2 separate regions of the Homo sapiens genome follow, and region 1 is linked to region 2. Evidence: chromatin loops called from intact Hi-C (ENCODE). Cell type or tissue: A673. All regions are shown on one strand. Links, peaks and the distances in the headings refer to the core of each region. The heading gives the core; the rest is flanking DNA.

Region 1 (2,920 bases), core at 201-2,700, 770 kb after region 2:
CGGAGGCCTCACCAGATGGGCAAATGCCTGGAAGCCTTGGGGAGCCAGCAAGACGCTCTGGGAACTCCCAGCATGCTGATTCCTTTCCAGCTGCCTCTTGGGCAGTGGGGGAGGATGGTTAAAATAGTAATTGGCACCTTGGGTCAAGAGATGAGCCTTTCCCTGCCAGGAGGGAAGATGCTCTGCTTCCCCATGGGCAGCCCCCTACTCACCCTTCTCCACCAGCTTGGGTTCTGAGTTGTTGATGCTGTTGATTGAAAATGTGTGCTTTTTTAAAAAAATGCACACCAGAGGAGCTGGCACTGGGAATATTTTTCTAAATCTAAACTATGCACACCATGAATTCACAAAAAGCAAAATTTGTGAATTTTGAAACTTGAGGGAAATACATAGGTTTCATTCTTTTTCTCTCCAGCCTGCAAATGTGAGCGGCAGACAGCGTGGCAGAGGGAGGGTGAAGCAGTTAATAATTTAAACTTGACAGACTGCTATTTCTGGGCAAGGAAGAAGTCAGGACACAAAAAGTAAGGGGAAGGGGCACGATACGGAAGGCATAGGTTTTACATTTCAGAGTGTGACCAATGCCCGCAAGAGAATCCTGCGGTTCTGCTAATCAACCTGGCCACTGCACCACTGGCTACCCACAATGTGGTCGTATCTACAAGCAAAGAAGGTCGTCAGGATCCAGGCAGGAGAGCAGAATCTTACAGTGCCCTCCTCCCACTGTGCTCTGTCATCATTAGAAGGAGTTTACCTTTCAGTACCCAGCAAGGCAGGACTGGAAAAAGTGGGAATGAAGGTTGCAAACACTAAGACGGAAAAATGCAAGAAGCAGCGCTGAGAATGTACCACACGACCTCTTTGCCCTTCCCTTTTACTGGCTTCCCTAACTCTCCTTTTGTGTGACAAAGGATGTCTTTGCCTTTTGATGAAGACAATGACATCTGCGGTGTTCAAGCTCTTGACTCAAACAGCCTTGTTGTAGAAAAATAAAGGTTACGAAAACAGGAGAAATCTGCCTGCTACCACAGCCCTCGCGCCTCGGTTTGTGATTCCCTGCAAGCGCCCATATGGATTCGGAGAGGCAGCCCATGTGTTTCATCTGGTGGTTTCCTTTTTTAAGCAGTCGCAAAGTGAACTCACATCAGAATTGGTTAGCTTATAATCACCCTCTAGCCCAGTAATGATTGTTTTCTAATTAAAATATGAGGAAAACTTTCAGAAGAAAATGTAATAAGACTGAGAAAATAAGCATACAAATAATATTCCTTATTTACCCTTGCGATTAATGTCCCTTACTTATGGGACCAATGTGAGAATGGATTACATTTTTGGCCAGCAGAGGACCAAGCTAACAGCCAAACGTCTTTGAGCAATCTCAGCTCTCTGTAGTTTCTGGAGTATAACATATTTTCTGCCGGCTTTGGCTGATACAGTGGACATTAATTGTTAATTCTTCTCCAACAGCCGTCTGCTGAAACGCCGATTCCCTGCAAATCTGGGGAAACAGCGCCATCTAGCAGCCTTTGCTCCAAGTGCTTCAAAGCTGGGTTCATTGTTGACTGGGCTAGGTGGAAAGAGACAGTTCTTTTGGGGTGGACTAAGTTGGAAAGATGCTCCCCACAAATCCACCTCTGGTACCTGTGAGAATAATCAGTTTGCAAAAGTCTGGGCTCCATTTTGCTTCAGGAAGACAGCTCAGCTTTCTACTCTGGATGGATCAGCGGAGTTTCATAACATTGCATTAGCATAGAGCATTTTATCCAGAAGATACCTTGGGGCCATAGGTTTAACAGATGAGGAAATTGATGCCGGGAAGAAAAAGGTACCTCTTCAAGGGCACACAGCTAGTGTGTGTTTAAGTCAGGCTCAGAAGCCAGAACCAATTCTACCATTCCCAGAATAGGAACAACCATTTATCAAAGGCTAGCTAAAGATGAAGGCAGGAATAAGACACAGAAGTTAGAGCATCCATCAGTAAGCAGAATCTTTCTGAATCTATAATATAATATCAGTGGTATGGCAAGATGCAGATTAAACCCAAGGGCAGATTTCGACCTATGTCTAGAACACAGGCACATGCTATGTGTTAGAGCATCCATCAGTAAGCAGAAGGGATGGGTATCTTTCTGAATCTATAATATCAGGGGTATGGCAAGATGCAAATTAAACCCAAGGGCAGATTTTGACCTATGTCTAGAACACAGGCAAATGCTATGAACAAATCTTTGAGCAGCCAAACACTGATTTGGACTTATCTTAGTCTGCTTAGGCTGCTATAACAAAATACCTTAAGCTGAGTAAGTTATAAACCATAGAAATTTATTGCTAACAGTTCTCAGGGCTGGCAAGTCCAAGATCAAGACATCAGCAAATTTGGTGTGTGGTAAAGGCCTGTTCCTCATAGGTGGTGCCTTCTGTGTGCCCTCACATGGTGCAGGGGGAGTGGGGCTTGCTCAAGCCTCTTTTATAAGGGCACTAATCCCATTCACCAGGGTGGAGCCCTTACGACTTAGTCCCTTCCCACATGCCCCACCTATTAATACCATCACACTGGTTATTAGATTCCAACATATAAATTGTGAGAGATACCAACATCCAGACCATAGCAGGACCATTCCTCAACCCAGCTTCCCTGTGCTCTGACCAGTCAAATTTTTCCCACAGAGAACAACGGTGGCAGGTTTTAATTTTAGAAACAGAGGTTTTCAGGTTTTTCACCTCCAAAGGCTCTTTGTAACTTTAACTTCATATGTGTCAGACTGTCTCTCTCTCAGTGAAGGAATATCTTGTAAACTCCTCCCGTCGAAGCTGGAAGCTGGAAGAGACCTCAGGGAAGACTTCGGCCAGCAGGGCTCACCCCTGAATGCACATCTGAATCACCAGAGGAGATGTAAAAACATCAGTGCTTAGCCCCCAC
Region 2 (2,920 bases), core at 198-2,697:
CACCTTCTCTCTCCAGTTTACCTGCAGGAAGCTGACAGAAAGTTGATGGCCCAAATAAAAACTTTGCTGAAATACTCCTAGCAAAGGTTTTTTTTTTTCCCCTACACATTCTAAAAGTACTGGAAATAGCCATGCAAAATACAGTATAGATTTCCGTGGGGAAAAAAAAAAGTGGCACTTATAAAGGAAAATGCTTCTGCAATAGTAGTTTAATTTGCAACCAGAAAACAGTAATTTGGCAGAACCTAAATAATAAATAAAAATTAATTCTCTTGTCTGATCCTGGAATCTGGAGAGCTGTGTGTCAACAGCCTGGTTTATGGACTGTGGCTACAAAGCAACAAATTACTAGAAAGATACATAGCACATCTATGAATTTTAGAGCTGGAAAGACATTAGAAATCCTCTTTTCCAATGTCTTCTTCAGACACATGAAAAGTTGCCTTCTCCTAATGCCTCAATTAGCAGAAAAAAAAAATAGAGAAGTTGAACGTCACACCTAACATGAAGCAAGTTGGTGACAGAACTAAGACTGAGGCCTCCAAAGCTCGCCACTGGGTCCACAGATGTTAATGTTATTCTAGGCTTTCATGCCTAGCAATGCAGGCTGAGCCCTGCCTGGTACCAGGGAGAGCCCCTCACATAGACCACGATGTGATTAGTATGCCCATGGATGCATGTGCCATGCTGAAGAACACCCTCCAGGGTTGTCAAGGGTCAACTCTGGGCAGTGGAGCATGATTGGTGGTGGCGAGCAAAGGAAAACATTTACTTTTTACTTTTAAAACTAGATATTGGTTAAACTTTTATAAATGTGTATTATTTTCCTATCCAAAGCAAAATGTAAAGAGAAAAAGAGTTCTTTTGGATGTAACCTATGAGAATCCCATTCATTGCAGCAGAATATTTGAAAGAGTAGAGAGCATTGCAATAGGCCTCAAACAATGAGGCCAGAACAAACTATAAATAGAAATATCACATTCTTCTTCTTAAATATAGACAGTTTTTGTTCATAGATCATACTTCATTAAAGCTGGAAGGACAGAAGGAAGGAAGGAAGGAAGGAAGGAAGGAAGGAAGGAAGGAAGGAAGGAAGGAAGGAAGAAACAAAACAAAACAGCCTGGCTTTGCCCTCCCTTGCATTGGAAAGATCTTAAAGGAAGCTGGTGTCTCTGCTGCTGGTAGTAGCTCTGTCCAAACACATAGCAAGGGCTTGCAGAAGGAGATTGCTGCAGCTTCAATACACGTGAAAACAATATACCATTCTTGTGCCCTGAAGAGCTGGGAAATGTCATCATCCAGACTCGCTCTCTGGTCTCCTGTAATTTACCAATTTTTTTCTTCTCCCTTCCCACAAGATCCATTTATCCTTTGTCCTGATGTCCATGATGTCATCGGTGTTCACACACCTTCAGTAAGTCTCATAGAAAACAGGCTGCTGGAGGGCAGAGCCATACCTGCTGCAAAGCACTAACTCACTGCTTAGTACATTAGACAGGAAGCAAAGAACATGATCAATAGTTGTTGCCATTTAAGAATCTTTCTTCTATGTGTCTATTTCAATTGAAAGTGCTATTAAGAAAATATGAGAAAGACATTTTCAGCTGAATTCGGTGTAATTTGCTACTGATGAAATAAAACATCATACATCTCACCTTAGCTACTCTGCCCTTTCTGCTTCATTTTGTTCTTCAAATTGGAGTTAAACTACTGGCTTTTAAGTAGCTACAACTTATGGCATCAAAAACCAGAGCTACTCCCGTAATGGTATCTGTAATAGGTACTAGACTGGAGAGTTAGTTTCAATGAGGACATTGAGCTTATGGTGAAAGGTGATTTTTGATATATGATACATGTTGTGTAATGTGTACAAACTATGTGTGCAATTGTAATATATTAGAAATTATATATGGGAAACAAAACAGCACCAGCAATTAAATTCCCAACAATCTCTTTCCCTAATTTCTAAAACCAAAATTTGCTTATCCTGCTGTGTATTACTTGGCTGTCTTTCCCTCTGCCTAAACCATCTCAATCAAGATCTCCCAACACACATTTTCAGAAATAATGTATACACCTTGGGGTTTAAAAATCAAGGCTCTCCAAGATAATTAGCTTGGTTAATTAATATATCACTCCATTTCTTTCAAAACTCATTATGCTCACAAAAGGCCTATTGGACCAACAGAAAAGGAATGAAAATAAATGACTAGGGAAATATTACTCAAGAAAAAACATCATTTACTGATTGAAAAACTAATATGAGGATTACCAAAATCCCCTAATGACATTTCATCACAAGGTTTAAATTTAAAATCATGTTTGAGGGCAAAAAATGAAAGCTATATCTTTGTTAAGATCTTAAAACTGGAATTTAATACAGGTCTTTTGAATATGGGAAACCCCCTAAAAACCCAATCACTGTTGTTTGGTAATCTGGCAGATGGGAAATGTTCTGAAATAGCGGTTCAGAAAGATTTGGATTTGGATGCTGTTTTGCCCCCTGGAAAAGTTACTTAGGCTCCCAGAGCCTCTGTTTTCTCACCTGTGAAATGGGAAAATAACATTAATGTTGGCTAATATTGAGTTCTGACCTTATGCTAGATGTCTAGAAACAACCTAAAGGTTTCTGGTGAGGATTGAATAAGAATCTACCTATATCTGCGTAAGTATACACATATATATGCATACACATCTGTGCTATCTATATATCATGCTCAGCATGATCCCTGGGACATAGTATACACCAAACAAATATTATTTTCTACTAATTAGATGGCTATTATAGCTCGCAGCACCAATATGTGAAGAGGTAATTTTAAAAGAGGAAAACAATTGTCAACTATACCAAGCACTACACAACAATAATTAAATATTTTTTAAAAAACCTTACAGATGACTGGAATTACTTAAGAGAAAA

The links. A loop is a pair of places that touch in the nucleus more often than their neighbours do. Peaks named below come from ENCODE experiments on the same cell type or tissue, not always from the same donor. Only the 100,000 strongest peaks of a DNase experiment are listed, where the experiment ranks them.
Region 1: it touches region 2 in a loop (4-fold over the local background); 1 of 110 quality-filtered maps calls a loop at or near these places.

Annotation. Positions count from the first base shown.
Region 1 is chr18:51,619,898-51,622,817 of GRCh38, reverse strand. No RefSeq gene overlaps it. Among named protein-coding and RNA genes, the nearest start is that of LINC01630, 230 kb to the right of the region's middle. In A673, for the core only: a CTCF peak has its summit at 1,516; a DNase peak (open chromatin) is centred at 1,497.
Region 2 is chr18:52,385,759-52,388,678 of GRCh38, reverse strand. All of the region lies in intron 1 of DCC (DCC netrin 1 receptor), which reads right to left. Among named protein-coding and RNA genes, the nearest start is that of DCC, 47 kb to the right of the region's middle. In A673, for the core only: no CTCF peak of the experiment used is centred there; DNase peaks (open chromatin) are centred at 638 and 1,228; H3K27ac peaks cover 2,500 bases.